2 separate regions of the Homo sapiens genome follow, and region 2 is linked to region 1. The links are chromatin contacts, found by Hi-C in ENCODE. All regions are on one chromosome and are shown on one strand. Each heading gives the region's core, a stretch centred on a gene start or an enhancer-like site at or near the end of the contact. The rest is flanking DNA. Distances are from core to core; before and after follow the strand shown.

What was found. A loop is a pair of places that touch in the nucleus more often than their neighbours do. Pooled maps may share reads with other maps.
Region 2: a loop to region 1 is called in a map of heart left ventricle, with 3 times the contacts of the local background. The contact joins the promoter of BMP7 here to the enhancer-like site in region 1. A Hi-C loop is called at or near these places in 10 of 168 maps with a recorded cell type or tissue (Right ventricle myocardium inferior, Right ventricle myocardium superior, heart left ventricle and 4 more) and 6 of 50 pooled maps.

The regions. Positions count from the first base shown.
Region 1 is chr20:57,154,480-57,159,141 of GRCh38, reverse strand. LOC105372686 (a long non-coding RNA gene) reads left to right here. Exons shown (of 2, transcript XR_936906.4): 2 at 1-356. Among named protein-coding and RNA genes, the nearest start is that of BMP7-AS1, 57 kb to the left of the region's middle. RefSeq lists an enhancer at 1-4,115. Within about 2 kb of position 1,906, at least 3 of the 41 ENCODE cell types and tissues checked have a DNase peak (open chromatin) inside an H3K27ac peak, as active enhancers do; they include heart left ventricle and heart right ventricle, where a contact is called at or near this core.
Region 2 is chr20:57,264,222-57,268,883 of GRCh38, reverse strand. It overlaps BMP7 (bone morphogenetic protein 7), which reads left to right and starts at 2,243. Exons shown (of 7, transcript NM_001719.3): 1 at 2,243-3,179. The coding sequence starts at 2,762. It overlaps LOC112268270 (translation initiation factor IF-2-like), which reads right to left and starts at 2,444. Exons shown (of 2, transcript NR_171651.1): 1 at 2,242-2,444; 2 at 1,597-2,101. RefSeq lists a cis regulatory region at 2,044-2,136, a promoter at 1-2,755 and an enhancer at 3,864-4,579.

The sequences.
Region 1 (4,662 bases), core at 657-3,156:
GAGCTTCCAGGTTGGTGAATGCGGGTTGATTCTGGGACCAGGAATGCTGTTTCTGCAGACAGCTGCAGGGCTATTCCCTAGGCTTCTTGAGGTCTTTGTCCAAAGTCACCTTTCTCAGAGTCTTCTGACCCCTGTTGACCCCTGAGTCTCCTCCTGACCATCTCTTTTCCCCTGTCACTTGCTTTCTCTCCTTAATACTGATTGTCACCCAACGATGGAATGCCTTACAGAAGACTAGAGAGCAGCAACTTTGTCTATTTTGGTCACTGTGTGTCCCCAGTTCCCAGCACAGTGTTTGGCACACAGCAGAGCTTATTTGACATGTTTTGATGAATAAATGTCATTGTTGTTACCAACAGGCTGGAAATCAGGACACGTGGGCTCTGCCCCTCACAGTTGAGTGACCCTGGGGAGGGCCTTAACCCTGGTCTTCTGGGCCTCCCACTTTCAGGTCAAGGTTACAGTCGGGGGCCTGTGGGTGGGCTTCATCTGATTGGCCCCTTTGGTAGTGCTGGGCCGCATCTTCGGGTCATCAGTGAAAAGCGTTCTCAGGTGTGCCCAGGAGCACGTGCCCCCACAGAGCAGTGACCTTACCTGCTGACCCTCATCCCAAACCCTGTAGCTGTTTCCTCTGCTCTTTTTTTCGTTCTGGAAAAGGAAGTGGCTTTAGGAAGGACATTACGTGTGATGAATCTGACCTTGGATGCATGTTTGCTCAAACTCACATCATTGTTTAATGCCACAGGCAAGTCACTGAGTAACAGACTAAATAATTCCCAAGAAAAGTTTATATATGTGTGTGTGTGTGTGCGTGCATGTGTGTGTGTTGGCAGGGGGTATCTGTGGGGGCGAAGGTGGAGACTGATGGTGGGTGGTGACTTTGGCCACAATTTGCTCCAAGGTCCACATCCTTGTACTTGACCCTCGGTGGTGCATATCTAACACAATTAAATTATAGAAATGCTGGGCCAGGTGTGGTGGCTCATGCCTATAATCCCAGCACTTTGGGAGGCCGAGGTGGGCTGATCACCTGAGGTTGGGAGCTGGAGACCAGCCTGACCAACATGGAGAACCCCCATCTCTACTAAAACTACAAAATTAGCCGGGCATGGTGGCACATGCCTGTAATGCCAGCTACTCAGGAGGCAGGGGCAGCAGAATCACTTGAACCCGGGAGGCAGAAGGGTTGCGGTGAGCCAAGATTGCACCGTTGCACTCCAGCCTGGGCAACAAGAGCGAAACTCTGTCTCGAAAGAAAAAAAAAGAAAGAAAGAAAAAAGAAATGCTGAGTAAAAACGGTTTCGAATGCTAAAGCCAGCAGAGAAATTACATATTTGAGCTCTGACCCTTTGTAACAGAATCCAGATCTGTGGTATCTCTATTTTGGGAGGTTTTAGCATAAGCCATCTTACACATTCCCTCTCACCAAGAGTTAGGCAGCAATGTCTTTGTCCTTCCACCTTGCAAGGTCACTCTGACCTGTGGGTGGGTCACCCAGAGGTGCTGTGAGTGGGACAGAAATAGCTGCTCTGAGCAAATGCCTTTCCCAGCAGTCTCTGGGGAGGATGATACTCCAGCTTGGCAGAGCCCCTCCAGCCCTGCAAACAAGTGCTGGTCTCTGTTTGACCCTTATTTAGCGTGTCGATGAAGGAAGGAATGACAGATGACCCAGGCCCCAATCCTGGCCTGTCCTTTGAGTGGTCCCTAAAATAATACCATTAGTGGGGCCAGGCACAGCTTCTTATCTGTGGAGTGGGTGCACTGATAACACTGAGCAGGTCCTCACGGAAGCCCTGGGTGAGGAGGGGTAGCAGCTGCGGGCCTTGGACATGTTGCGAAGGTCTTCGCCTCCTGGCTGGCCTGCTGATGTTCCAAGGGGTATAAATAGTCCGACGGGCTCCACGTCTGATTGTGCAGGCATGGCGGCAGCGGCAGAGCCTGGCACACCTGGTATGTGACACCCAACCAAAGCCACGGTGCACAGGCACCTGCTGCTGCCTCTGCCGCCATGTCCTCAGCCAGAGTGGGCCCTGTGAACTCCTCCTCCCAGCCTTGCCCAGCCGTGACCTCCTTGTCCCTGCTTCAGGGACAGGGATATTGAAGGGTGCTCACCTTCAATATCGTGCCTTAAGCATTTCTGTGGCTGCCCACAGTTCATCATCAGAATGCTTCTTTTGTTCACATTTATTATTCTTGGTCCTAGATTTGGAAATAAAGAACGGCACACAGGAAAAGGTAAAAAAAAAAAAATTGTCCTTAAATCTGACCTTCTCCTTCCACTGGATATTAGCTATACTTATTTTTAGACTTTTTTTCTATCCATACTTACATTGTTTTGCTGTTGTTTTAATACAAAAGGGATTATACTCAATTTTTGTAGCCTTCTCTCTTCACTTACTGAATAACAAATGTCATCCTGGGCCCCAGACCCCCCTGCAGCCCCGTCTTTGATGGCTGCCTGGACCACCTGCAGGAGAAGCCCCTCAGAAGATGGGTCCCTGGAACCTTTGCGCAGGTTTGCTGAACCTCAGGAGTTCACTCAGCACATCGTTCGCTCTCAGCTGCCCCAGCAGGAGCTGCGCAGAACCGCCTTGGAGGCGTGCTCAGAGGACACTTCCTCACTTTTATAATGAATCGTGAGCACTCTCTCCTCGCTTTGGCCGGCAGAGCCTGCCTTTCTGGCCACGTGGACGTCTTCATGCAGGGTCCTGCTGGCCCCTTGACATCAACAGGCATGAAGCTGCAGCCATCCTCTCCCCTCCCCAAGTTTTGGGCACCACCATCTCCTAGTCTCTTGAGACTGGCCCCTGGCTTCTCCCGTTACCCCAGCCTCAGTCCCATCCAATCTGCTCCCCATTGAGAAGTCCAAGTGGACCCTCTTCTCCGGCCTCACTGCCCCCAGCCCACTCCTTGGGCTCCATCCCAGCCTCTTCCTTGGCGGTCCCCCAGCTACTCTCCAGTCCTACGTGCAGCTGCATCTTCCAGATCCACCTGGCACGGCATCTCCTTCTGCCTCAATGCCTGGGATTCAGGACCTTGATCACAGCTGGGTTTTGTATAGAAATAAATAAATAAAACTGAAAGAAAAAAACACGAAATGTTAATATTGTTTATATGAGGTTGGTGGGATTATCAGTGATGTTTATTTCCTTCTTTATGATTTTCTGTGGTTTTAAGACTCCAATGAGTACATATTTATAGAATCAGAAAAATACGTATACATGAAGTATAAATATGTAAAAAATATGTAAAAATTAAAAATATATTTTCAGCAGGAAGACACTTTGGTGGCCTCCTATTGCCTTCATGGTGGGTTCTCAAATGGCCCTGAGGCCCTGGGGCCTCTCACACCATGGTCTAGCCTCAACCACCCACCCCGCGGCCTCATCTCCCAGGCCTCTGAGGCTCCTGTCTGCTCAGGGCTTGCTTGGCCCCAGAACCTGACTTGGGTGTGTGCCTTTCCACGCCTCTGTTCTGTTGATCAATGTGTGACTAGCCCTTTCAACATCCACACTCACAAGGACTCACTTAGCTCCTTACTCTGTGCCAGGGACTGTTCTAGAAACGAGCATGCAGCAGGAAGCAAGACAGACAAGGCCCCACTCTCAGGGCTCACCGTCTGGGAGGTGAGACAGAGGAGACATCATCCGCCAACACAACCAAACAAGCCCAAGACAGCCCACCCCAAAGGAAGTACCGCTCAGGAGAAACAAGCCCTCGTGGATGTTTACAGAGGACTGGCGATTGCGACAATGCTTGGGGACAGTTTTCAGAGGTGGCTTCTCTGAGAAGGTGACATTTCAGCTGAGACCAGAGCAACAAGGGACGTCACCGTGAACCCAGTCCCCACAACCCCTGTTCACAGGGGAACCATGATCCTGTTTATGTGATTGTATTTTATTTTTAATTTTCTATTGAAATGTGATACCCATACAAAAGGGCACAACATTATAAGAATGAATACTCCCAAAGTGAGCCCTCCGCACCTGAGAGAGATGAGCAAACAGCATCGTGGTTCCCAGAGGTGCTCTTGTGCCCCTGATAGCTTTCGTCCCCTCCTCTGCAAGGGAAACCACTACTCTGAATTCTCACCCTGCAGATTGGTTTTGCCTGTTTTAGGAAGTTATGTTAACAAAATAACATAATATATGCTCTTGTGTGGCTGAAATTTTTCTCAGTGATGTGTTTGTGTGAGGTTTACCAATGCAGTTGTGTTTCCTGCAGTTCATTCATTTTCATTCCTGTATAATATTCCATGATGTGAATGGAGCAAATTGGTTTCTCCATTCTACTGTTGATGGGCATTTAGTAGTTTCTAGTTTCTTGCTAATGAGAAAATGCTACCACGAACATTCTTGAACATGTCTTTTGGTGAACTTATGTCTGTGATTCTGTTGGGTCTAATCCTAGAAATGGAATAGCATAGCTGGACCATAGGATATGTAAATGATCCACTTTAGTTGAATCTGCCCATTAACTGTTTTCCAAGGTGGCTGAACCTTTTACACCCTTACTAGCAGCATGTGGAAGACCCATTTGCTCAACATCCTTGCCACTGTGTGATACTGTCTTTTTCATTTTACATTTTCTGGTGAGCTATTTTATTGAATTTTGAATTTACTGATTTGAATTTGTTTGGGGGGCTTCACAATCACACATAAG
Region 2 (4,662 bases), core at 994-3,493, 110 kb before region 1:
GCGCCCCCGCCCCCACTGCCTGTCACTTATTGCAGGCTGAAGTGACCCAGGCTCTCCAGTTGTACACTCTCAGATGGACCCTGGACGACTGTGGCACTCCTGCAATTTCCCCAGTCTCCCTGGGGTAGGATTCCTGCTTGCCAGGATGCCCACCTTTCCTTCTCCCTCCTGCATGTCCTCCTCTGCCTGGCTTCTGAATTGTTTCCAGAGAGAGTGATAGACAAGATCTGCCTCTCCTTCAGTCCCTGAATCTTATTTAAGGCTCTTGCTTTGCTTCCCTGGCCTGGAGGCCGGCTCCTTGATGGAGTCTGCCATGTGGGTTCGCTCATGGCCATGTCTTCCTGCCCAGCATGGTGCTTGGCCCTGGGACTGGCCACATAATATCTGGGCCAGGTGCAAAATTAGTACGGGGCAGGGGGTACTTTGTTCATAGGTGATTCAGAACCACATATGGTGACCTCAGAGTAGGAAACCAAGTGTGGGGCCCTTAAGAGCTGGGGGGCCCTGTACGACTGTCCAGGTTGCAGGCCCCACAGCTCGCCTCCTGATATCCTGTGCTCCATGCTTGTCTGTTGAAGGAAGGAGTGAATGGATGAAGAGCAGGTGGTGGGGGTGGTTTGAGGGCCTTGCCTGGTGGGTGGGTAGAGGCCCCTCCCTGGCATGGGGCTCAAGACCTGTTCCATCCCACAGCCTGGGGCCTGTGTGTAAATGGCCAGGACCTGCAGGCTGGCATTTTTCTGCTCCTTGCCTGGCCTCTGGCCTCCCCTTTCTCCACCCATGTGGCCCCTCAGGCTGCCATCTAGTCCAAAAGTCCCCAAGGGAGACCCAGAGGGCCACTTGGCCAAACTACTTCTGCTCCAGAAAACTGTAGAAGACCATAATTCTCTTCCCCAGCTCTCCTGCTCCAGGAAGGACAGCCCCAAAGTGAGGCTTAGCCAGAGCCCCTCCCAGACAAGCGCCCCCGCTTCCCCAACCTCAGCCCTTCCCAGTTCATCCCAAAGGCCCTCTGGGGACCCACTCTCTCACCCAGCCCCAGGAGGGGAAGGAGACAGGATGAACTTTTACCCCGCTGCCCTCACTGCCACTCTGGGTGCAGTAATTCCCTTGAGATCCCACACCGGCAGAGGGACCGGTGGGTTCTGAGTGGTCTGGGGACTCCCTGTGACAGCGTGCATGGCTCGGTATTGATTGAGGGATGAATGGATGAGGAGAGACAGGAGAGGAGGCCGATGGGGAGGTCTCAGGCACAGACCCTTGGAGGGGAAGAGGATGTGAAGACCAGCGGCTGGCTCCCCAGGCACTGCCACGAGGAGGGCTGATGGGAAGCCCTAGTGGTGGGGCTGGGGTGTCTGGTCTCAGGCTGAGGGGTGGCTGGAAAGATACAGGGCCCCGAAGAGGAGGAGGTGGGAAGAACCCCCCCAGCTCACACGCAGTTCACTTATTCACTCAACAAATCGTGACTGCGCAGCTACAGTGGCTACCAGGCGCTGGGTTCAAGGCACTGCGGGTACCAGAGGTGCGGAGAAGATCGCTGATCCGGGCCCCAGTGCTCTGGGTGTCTAGCGGGGGTAAGAAGGCAATAAAGAAGGCACGGAGTAACTCAAACAGCAATTCCAGACAGCAAGAGAAACTACAGGAAAGAAAACAAACGTGCGAGGGGCGAGGCGAGGAAACAACCTCAGCTTGGCAGGTCTTGGAGGTCTCTGGGAGGAGAAAGCAGCGTCTGATGGGGGCGGGAGGTGGTGAGTGGGGAGAGGTCCAGGCGGAGGGAATGGCGAGCGCAGAGACAGGCTGGCAACGGCTTCAGGGAGGCGCGGAGGGGTCAGCGTGGCTGGCTTAAAAGGATACAGGGACTGAGGGGCAAGACCGGCTCAAGGGTCACCGCTTCCAGGAAGCCTTCTATTTCCGCGCCACCTCCGCGCTCCCCCAACTTTTCCCACCGCGGTCCGCAGCCCACCCGTCCTGCTCGGGCCGCCTTCCTGGTCCGGACCGCGAGTGCCGAGAGGGCAGGGCCGGCTCCGATTCCTCCAGCCGCATCCCCGCGACGTCCCGCCAGGCTCTAGGCACCCCGTGGGCACTCAGTAAACATTTGTCGAGCGCTCTAGAGGGAATGAATGAACCCACTGGGCACAGCTGGGGGGAGGGCGGGGCCGAGGGCAGGTGGGAGGCCGCCGGCGCGGGAGGGGCCCCTCGAAGCCCGTCCTCCTCCTCCTCCTCCTCCGCCCAGGCCCCAGCGCGTACCACTCTGGCGCTCCCGAGGCGGCCTCTTGTGCGATCCAGGGCGCACAAGGCTGGGAGAGCGCCCCGGGGCCCCTGCTATCCGCGCCGGAGGTTGGAAGAGGGTGGGTTGCCGCCGCCCGAGGGCGAGAGCGCCAGAGGAGCGGGAAGAAGGAGCGCTCGCCCGCCCGCCTGCCTCCTCGCTGCCTCCCCGGCGTTGGCTCTCTGGACTCCTAGGCTTGCTGGCTGCTCCTCCCACCCGCGCCCGCCTCCTCACTCGCCTTTTCGTTCGCCGGGGCTGCTTTCCAAGCCCTGCGGTGCGCCCGGGCGAGTGCGGGGCGAGGGGCCCGGGGCCAGCACCGAGCAGGGGGCGGGGGTCCGGGCAGAGCGCGGCCGGCCGGGGAGGGGCCATGTCTGGCGCGGGCGCAGCGGGGCCCGTCTGCAGCAAGTGACCGAGCGGCGCGGACGGCCGCCTGCCCCCTCTGCCACCTGGGGCGGTGCGGGCCCGGAGCCCGGAGCCCGGGTAGCGCGTAGAGCCGGCGCGATGCACGTGCGCTCACTGCGAGCTGCGGCGCCGCACAGCTTCGTGGCGCTCTGGGCACCCCTGTTCCTGCTGCGCTCCGCCCTGGCCGACTTCAGCCTGGACAACGAGGTGCACTCGAGCTTCATCCACCGGCGCCTCCGCAGCCAGGAGCGGCGGGAGATGCAGCGCGAGATCCTCTCCATTTTGGGCTTGCCCCACCGCCCGCGCCCGCACCTCCAGGGCAAGCACAACTCGGCACCCATGTTCATGCTGGACCTGTACAACGCCATGGCGGTGGAGGAGGGCGGCGGGCCCGGCGGCCAGGGCTTCTCCTACCCCTACAAGGCCGTCTTCAGTACCCAGGGCCCCCCTCTGGCCAGCCTGCAAGATAGCCATTTCCTCACCGACGCCGACATGGTCATGAGCTTCGTCAACCTCGGTGAGTAAGGGCAGGCGAGGGTACGCGTCTCCTTTCGGGGGCACTTTGAGACTGGGAGGGAGGGAGCCGCTTCTTCTATGCAGCCCGCCCAGCTTTCCGCTCCTGGCTGAAATCGCAGTGCCTGCCCGAGGGTCTCCCACCCACAGCCCTATGACTCCCAAGCTGTGTGCGCCCCCAGGTCGGGCGCGCTGGGTTCGGTGAGCCTGTAGGGGTTACTGGGAAGGAGGGATCCTCCGAAGTCCCCTCCATGTTACGCCGCCGGCCGCATCTCTGGGGCTGGAGGCAAGGGCCGTTCAAAGCGCGGGGCTCGGTCATGTGAGCTGTCCCGGGCCGGCGCGGCTCGCGCTACCTGGATGTAAAGGGCCCTTCCCGGCGAGGCTGCCTTGCCGCCCTTCCTGGGCCCCTCTCAGCCCTGCCTGGCTCTGGCATCGCGGCCGTCGCACCCCCTTACCCTCCCTGTCAAGCCCTACCTGTCCCCTCGTGGTGCGCCCGCCTTAGCGTACCGCGCGCTCCGAGCGCCTTGGGGCCCCTCTCCGGGCCGCCGGATGCCCCATTCTCTCTTGGCTGGAGCTGGGGAAGAAACGGTGCCATTGCTAATTTTCTTTGTTTTCTTTCTTTGTTTATTTTTTTCTTTTTTCTTTTTTTTTCTTTTCTTTTCTTTTTTTTTTTTTTTGAGACGGAGTTTCACTCTTGTCGCCCAGTCTGGAGTGCAATGGCGCGATCTCTGCTCACCGCAACCTCTGCCTCCCGGGTTCAAGCGATTCTCGTGCCTCAGCCTCCCGAGTAGCTGGGATTACAGGCATGCGCCACCATGCCTGGCTAATTTTGTATTTTTAGTAGAGACAGGGTTTCTCCATGTTAGGCAGGCTGGTCTCGAACTCCCGATCTCAGGTGATCCTCCCGCCTCAGCCTCCCAAAGTGGTGCTGGGATTACAGGCGTGAGCCACTGTGCCCTGCCGCTAGTCTTCTATTTTAAGTATTTAGTGGTAGGTCCCGGGCCGGCAGAATCTATTTTCAGCATTTACCACGTGTGGCGCGCAAACCACAGGTTTTGGCGATTGGGTTGCGCGGGATCTCAGAGCTGACGCCGCGGGGGCGGCTGGGGGTCCCGGTTTCCGACTGGAGCCGCGACGACCCCGGCGACGCGAGCCTGGGGCTGCAGCGAGGGCCGGGGAGCTCCCCCTCCATATGTGCGCGCACATTCTCCAGACTTGCTCAAACTAACCCCCCGGCAGCGCCAGCGCGCTGCGGGACTGATGATCAAATATTTGGTTTCCGAGATAACACACCCCGATAGCGCTGTTTCCTGAGCCGCTTTCATTCTACTTGTGTAACTTGCTGCGAAAACCCGAACCAAGTCAAGACAGCAAACTCACGCCCACGGGCGCTGTGTCAACATGGAAATAATGATACTGAAGCCCCACGCTGGGCACCTGGGGCGTGGACTGGGGGCGCGGGGGAAGCGCAGATCCGCCTTCATGCT